Linked DNA regions of Homo sapiens: region 2 is linked to region 1. The links are chromatin contacts, found by Hi-C or POLR2A ChIA-PET in ENCODE. All regions are on one chromosome and are shown on one strand. The core of a region is the stretch at or near the end of the contact, and the rest is flanking DNA. Distances in the headings are between cores, read along the strand shown. Region 1 holds the start of WASHC3 (WASH complex subunit 3). Region 2 overlaps GNPTAB (N-acetylglucosamine-1-phosphate transferase subunits alpha and beta).

Region 1 (3,555 bases), core at 611-3,110:
CTTACATAAGACAGAATGTTCAACAGACTTACTTGTGAATATCTAAGTCCCATAATTTACTTTGCTCTTTCCTTAAATGCAATTTCAACCCATGGTTCCCATTGTCTTCCCCATCCTCTTTTGGCTTTTTAAAAGACAGGGATTCCCTGGATCCTGGATCTAGTACCTAATCCTCTTTTTTAAAACAAAAACAAAAACAAAACACTGAGTTTCTCTGTTGTCCAGTCTTGTCTCAAATTCCCGGGCGCAAGTGATCCTCCTGCCTCTGCCTCCCGAGTAGCTGGGATTACAGGTGCGCACTGCTGTGCCAGTTCTGGTACCTAATCCCTAGTTGGGTACTTAATCCTTACATCACAAGTCATTTGCAGAAAATATTTTCATTTCTATAATCATATTTGATGCCAAAGTTATGTTTCTAGGCTATCTCCTCTAGCCATCTTTTAGATCCAGAATGTAAAATAAATTTAAACAATGTGGTTTTGGGGTACGGGAACGAATGACAAATTGCAAAATAAAAACTGTTTTCAACTGTGAAATTTTAGAAGCCGGGCGCGGTGGCTCACGCCTGTAATCCCAGCACTTTGGGAGGCCGAGGCTAGTGGATCGCCCAAGGTCAGGAATTCGAGACCAGCTTGATCAACATGTTGGAACCCCGTTTCTACTAAATATAAAAAATTAGCCAGGCATGGTGGCGCATGCCTGTAATCCCAGCTACTCAGGAGGCTGAGGCAGGAGAATCGCTTGAACCCGGGAGGTGGAGGTTGCAGTGAGCCGAGATCGCGCCACTGCACTGTAGCTTGGGTGACAGAGTGAGACCCTGTCTCACAAAAAAAAAAAAAAAAAAAAAAAAAATTAGATTTCCTATTGTTCCCTTTAATCGCAATAAGCCTGACTGACCTATCTCACAGGGACCTCTAGAACACTAACTCAGTAGAGGAGGGGTGCAGGATTGATTTTAACAGAGTAAAAGAGAACCTAAGATGTGTTAACACAATTGGGTGATGAGAGGTCACGGTACATGAATAAAGACTGTAATTCTTGTTTTACTCCATTTGTCAGTCTCAGCAGTGAAAGGTGATTTCCAGGCGACTCTATAAACCAGTATCACCGGACCTACCTCCTCACAAACTGTAGAAAAGCGGTTGAGGAACTGTACAGTGTGCACCACAAATTGGTTTAGAAAAGCCACCGTTCTTTTCTGTTGAATAGCTGGCACCTGTGTTACGTAAAAACAAACATGGTTCATACAGGAGGAACGTACACAGTGCAAATCTTTTCATATTTGGACATAATCACGAGGCACTTTGCTGTGTGATATGAATTTCTTGAAGGACTGGGAATAGTCATTAACTTGTTTCCTAAGCTGTGGGTGGGGTGTCCGAAGATGACAGAGGTGCACAAAAGTTTGAGAACAGGCTCTAGACTCACTGGTACGAATTTTGGCAGGCAAAAAGCACCACACATAAACACACACAAAATCTTGGGGGCTGAATAAGAGGTAGGGCTAGCTATCGCAACCGGCGTGTGTCGCCGGCGGCAGAGAGACAAGCGAGATGGGAAGCGACAGTTGGGAGATGCACACCGTCTCCTTAATCAGCTCAGGAGGGACCCCATTTCAAGGTGGACTGTGGGGCTCTCCCTCCTGAGGCCCCACAGGCCTGTCACAAGGGCCCGAGGCCGTGACAGGGTGGGGACTCGGAAGGTGGGTGTCTCCCCGGAAAGCTGCGTCTTCCCCATCCTCCTCCCGGCTCGTCGGGAGTCTAGCACCGTCTTTTACAAACCTTGGTCAGGTCTATGCCTGACCCCATGAGAGGAAGCCCGTCCTCATCCATCTCCTCAGCGGGCGGTGGACCCCGAGTTCACCCACAAACCCCTCCCAGATGGGGCCCGCCCAACCCGGTAATCACGTCTCAACTTTCCCCCCAAGTGCCCGCCTCCGGGGCCCTTCCCGCCGGAAGAAAGCTTCTCCGCTCACTAATCACTCGGCGGCTTCCGGAGAGCCCGCCTCCTCGCTCGGCATTCTGGGATTGGTAGTTTTAGTCCAGATTGTGACGTCAATTTCGGGGTGGCGCGCGGTGGTGCAAGGATGCAGTTAGAGCACTGAAATCTTAGAAAGGAGGCAACAAAACAAAACAAAAAAACAAAGCCAGAAGTTGCGTCCTTTTGAGGTTATCCCTACTTAGTCCTGTCTGTTATATAATAACTCCGTCATTCCTTGAGCAACAATTTTTTTTTTGTTGTTGTTAATCCTAAGTGCCATATACTCTGCTAGGCTTTTACTGGGAAAACAAAGATTGAGTTTGATTGCTGCACGGGAGAGGTTTATGCCCTGAAGAATGAGAAATAAGACCTACTTCCAAAGCGTGTGTGTGTGTATACACACAAGTTCTCGCTATTTCCCCAGGCTGGTCTCGAACTCCTGGCCTCAAGCGATTCTCCTGCCTCAGCCTCACACGATTCTCCTGCCTCAGCCTCACAGAGTGCTGGGATTACAGGCGTGAGCCAACGCGCCTGGTCTTCCAAAGGTTTTTAAAACATGAAATAAAATGTCAACTACTAGATGTGAGGCACAAACCTACGGAAGTGACTGCCACTTACAGGGAGCATCAAAAAGATGAAGACCAAGACTGCAGTGGGCAGTTTTGTTTTAAAGATGGGGGGTCTCGCTTTGTTACCCAGTCTGGCGTGCAGTGAGGATCATAGCTCACCTTAGTCTCAAACCCTTTGGCTCAAATGATCCTCATGCCTTGGCCTCCCTAAGTGCTGGGATTATAGGTGTGAGCCACTGGCACCTGGCCTGTTGGTTTGGTTGAAGCAAATAATCCCATAAATGGAGAATGGTAGGAAATGAGGTAAGAGTGTTACTGGTGGAGGGTGTCCAGGTTCTTTTGAACAAAGAATTGGACAAAACGCACAAATCAAGGAGAGAATGAACCAACAAAAGCAAAGATTCATTGAAAACCAAAGTACGCTCCACAGTGTACTGGATACAGAATCTTCTTAGGTCCAAATACCCACTAGAGATTTCCCATTGGACACTGGTGTTCTCCTCATGCAAATGAAGTGGTGGCCCACAATCAGTCTGATTGGTTATGGAAAGCAACCAATCAGAGGCTGAAGTAAAATGACAAAGGTCATACTCCTATACAAACATCTGATTGGTTGTGGAAAGCAACCAATCATTGGCTAAAGTGATGTTACTTAGTTGCACTTCTATGCAAAGGAAGATTTGGCCCGCAATCAGTCTGATTGGTTGAGGTACTTTCAATTTCCATCTGCCTGTCAGAAAAGGTGGGGATTTGCAAAGGGAGTAGCCGCTGGTCCTTTTGTTACTTAGGTGTGGAAATTTGGGGTTTACCTTTTGATTTAGTTCTAGGAAGTCAGCGTGAATCGGCGTTAGGTTCCCTGCCTCCAGACCCTATTCTGCCTCAGGAGACGTAGCCAGAAAATTTTCGTTTAAGGGCCTTTTATGCCAGATTTGATACTATAGTCCATGTTTATCTAATGTGATTCATAGGCCATCTGTAGCAATTATTTGGGTGTGGGTGGTGTTTC
Region 2 (3,555 bases), core at 355-2,854, 290 kb before region 1:
AGATCCCATAATAAATATGCAGGACTTATGGTCAGTTCTTTTCCATCAATGGTCATGTTCTTCTTAGTTTGCTTATTCAATTCTTGAAAATCCTTGGGGTTATTCAGTTTTAGAAGCGCTACACTGGCCTCTGAATACAACTGCAACTATCAAATAACAAGAGGATTACACATGAAAAGACTGAATCTCAAGGATGAAGCACCTTTAAATTCCCACTCTGCTCTTTAATCTTTCCTTTTTTTTTTTTTTTTGAGACACAGTCTCGCTCTGTCGCCAGGCTGGAGCGCAGTGGCACGATCTCTGCTCACCTCAACCTCCGCCTCCCGGGTTCAAGCGATTCTCCTGCCTCAGCCTCCTGAGTAGCTGGGACTACAGGACTGCATCATCACGCCCGGCAAACTTTTGTACTTTTAGTAGAGACAGGGTTTCACCATGTTGGCCACGCTGGTCTCCAACTCCTGACCTCAGGTGATCCACCTGCCTTGGCCTCCCAAAGTGCTGGGATTACAGGCGTGAGCCACTGCAACTGGCCTGATCTTTAATCTTGAAATGGTAAGACAATATCAAAACACAACAAAAAGACCTACACAGACCAGATGCATTTCCCAAATGAATGTTAAAAAAATAGGCGTCTAAAAACAAGAAGGAATGGTAAAGGCAGTGGCAAACTGGACACCTCAGAGCCATCTGAGAGCTGCAACCACTCAATGGCACCAAGTGCTGCCAGATCTCCTGAGAGGCAAGAATCCCCAACTGTTGTATGAAATCTCCCCAATTTTTCAATGTTGGCTCAAATGATTTTTGACTTCTTTGCAAGTACACCTGCTGGCCAACAGTTCTGTGACTTTTCTTCTAGAATATTACCAATCTGCTTATATTGGGCAAAAAATCTGCAATGTAATTAACCTTGCTGGAATTGGTGACAAGTACATCTGCTAGTGGGGTGTCTGAACAGCTTTTGTGCCACGTGCCTGGGAGGAGCACCTTCGGCAGGACTGCCTGAAGTGCTTCCATGGGAAAACTACCTTTTGGGGCAAAGCTTTTGGGGCAATCATAAATCTAAGCGTGAACATCACAAACATCAAGTTCCACAAACAGGCTTTGCCACCCCTACGAAAGTCCACACCACTCTTTATCTGTTTTCTGTTCTGACTCTGTATCACACAACTTCCTATGAAGAGGCTTTCATCACTCAGGAAAAGGGGAGAGGCCTGAAAACCACAAATGTAGGACAGTAAAATCCTTCTGCTGAACTAGTGCTTCTAAAAGAGCTTACGGTCTTCTTTCTCAATCTATAAAACAAAGCAAACACAAATTTTATTATGAGCTTATTCTGAGCTCTTCTATTTGCTGCATGACTATTCTTAGCTCATTTTCTAAGCAGTTTCCTGAGCGTATGTAGTCCAGAACACCAGAGGTGAGAGTTAGAAATTTCATTTATATCTTTTCCCCTTATGATGTAGGCCATTAACTCTTCTCACAGATTAGGTGCAGGTGCATGTGTGAGCACCTGCAGATGCATGTAACTGTCTTCCTGACTCACCACTTTCACCTCTTTTACTTAGTGAGTGCCTGGCACATATTTAGTACTCACTAAGTTGGTTCTCACTGAGTCACCAACTTGCCTCAGCATATGTGCCGGGTGCTGGGAGGCAGGCCACACAGGGGGATTAGTAGTCTGCCTGGGTCCCTGTCTACCCTCTGGCCTTTCCTGTCCCTTTCCTCCCTCTCACAGCACCCCCAAAGCATTTCTGAGGGCTCCCTGGAGAGAAAAAGTCACTATTCTAGAACAATTTATTTACTTATTTTTATTTCTATTTTTTGAGACGGAGTCTGACTCTGTCGTGCAGGCTGGAGTGCAGTGATGTGATCTCGGCTCACTGCAACCTCCATCTCCCGGGTTCAAGTGATTCTCCTGCCTCAGACTCCCGAGTAGCTGGGATTACAGGCAAGCACCACCATGCCCAGCTAATATTTTTTGTATTTTTAGTAGAGGCAGGATTTCATCACATTGGCCAGGCTGGTCTCCTGACATACAATCTGCCCGCCTCGGCCTCCCAAAGTGCTGGGATTACAGGCGTAAGCCACCAGGCCTGACCTCCATCTCCCATTTCTTGAGGGGAATCAGTGTCTGGTTCAATCACAGCTTCGTTATCAATTTCTAGATCACTTTCCTCACTTGATAGTTCGTCTGTGCTTATGTTTTCCTCCACCTTCTTACTACCTGTTTTTAATTCCTTGATATTTTCTTCTGATTTATAATAGCTTTCTGAGTAGCACATGGTACTTCACCCCCCATGCTCTCCACCTGCTCCCTCAGAAAGCACATTTCCTTGGTATGCAGAATGCTCGGATCCTGCTTATACATTTTCACGAAGTCCCGAAGCTCGTTCACTTTGCGAAGGTCCAGGGTCGGAAGGCAGTGGGCGAAGCTGAGGGGCTGCAGGCCAGTTTCAGGCCCAGGCACTGGCTTGGCGTAACCTCGAAGAAGGGGTGTGTCTAGTTTAATTTCATAACTTGTGTTGGCTCTTTGTTTGATAAGAAGGTATATCACTAAAACTATTCTTTTTAGTGCCTAGGGTTGGTTTCTAATTATATATGCATAAAAGAGCAAGAAGAGGTTTGTCTATAGTAACTATACAATAATTCGGAAAGAGATGAAGATTAATGAGGTTAAGGTAATATTTATATGTATGAGAAAGATTTTCTGCCACTGTAAAAAGGGTGGGGAAGTACCCTCTGACAGCCACTAGGTGGCACCCCAATCCTGGACATCATCATTACTTTTGTCAGAAGAGAGAAGGTAGTGTGGGAAGAGCAGCTGTAGTTTGTGCCTAAGGCTGGAGTTTGTGGCTTGGGCAATTGTGGGCAACTGCCTCCATATATGGCATCTTATTTTAAATTTTAAATTTACATAAATTATAAGTTTCTGCAAAAGGGAACAACTTCTATACCCACTCCCTACAGACCCACAGTGAACAACACGTAGCATGACTAAGAAATAAAGCTTTGTTGTTTTTAGCCATTGAGATTCCAGAATGTTTGTTCTAGCAGCATCATCTAGAACAACATGACTGATACACCTGGTACTTGTAGGAGTATGAGGCAAGGGAAGACAGACAGAGGGAGAACTAAATGGTGGCTGAGGCCAGGGCCTGGGTAGGCTACAACGACTGAGCAACTGGTGGATCAATTTGAGTCAAGGAAAGACAATATAGATGATGGTCAGGAGAAGCAGTGTTGTAGAACCCAAGAAAAAAATGTTAATTCAGAAAAATATGTTAATTCTGGTATATTTCTAAAGACAACAAGCATCAAAATTAAGGGACAAGAAACAAAATTAAGTGGAATGTGTAATTAGTAGGTCAATGGAGACCAATTTCAATGGCATGACAGATATGGAAACCAGATTTCAAGTGCTTGATACTTCACAAACTTCTAGATATAATATGAACATATGTAAGTATATATTGGAAGCAAATCTAACATTTTACATTTTGTACAGTGTATCACATAGGACAGGGATGATAAAACAATCCCAGGAGTATTAAATTC

The links. A loop is a pair of places that touch in the nucleus more often than their neighbours do. ChIA-PET counts read pairs that join two places held with the same protein, here RNA polymerase II (POLR2A). Pooled maps may share reads with other maps.
Region 2: a loop to region 1 is called in a map of OCI-LY7, with 4 times the contacts of the local background. The contact joins the enhancer-like site here to the promoter of WASHC3 in region 1. A Hi-C loop is called at or near these places in 7 of 168 maps with a recorded cell type or tissue (CD4-positive, alpha-beta T cell, CD4-positive, alpha-beta memory T cell, CD8-positive, alpha-beta T cell and 4 more), 6 of 37 single-sample maps with no recorded cell type and 16 of 50 pooled maps. POLR2A ChIA-PET finds 5 or more read pairs at or near these places in 4 of 52 experiments (CD8-positive, alpha-beta memory T cell, H1, MCF 10A and 1 more).

Annotation. Positions count from the first base shown.
Region 1 is chr12:102,060,131-102,063,685 of GRCh38, forward strand. It overlaps WASHC3 (WASH complex subunit 3), which reads right to left and starts at 1,861. Exons shown (of 7, transcript NM_016053.4): 1 at 1,782-1,861; 2 at 1,118-1,216. The coding sequence starts at 1,832. RefSeq lists enhancers at 1,520-1,569, 1,580-1,779.
Region 2 is chr12:101,771,012-101,774,566 of GRCh38, forward strand. It overlaps GNPTAB (N-acetylglucosamine-1-phosphate transferase subunits alpha and beta), which reads right to left. Exons shown (of 21, transcript NM_024312.5): 8 at 1-146. It also overlaps the pseudogene ST13P22. Among named protein-coding and RNA genes, the nearest start is that of SYCP3, 33 kb to the left of the region's middle. Within about 2 kb of position 1,605, at least 2 of the 41 ENCODE cell types and tissues checked have a DNase peak (open chromatin) inside an H3K27ac peak, as active enhancers do; they include OCI-LY7, where a contact is called at or near this core.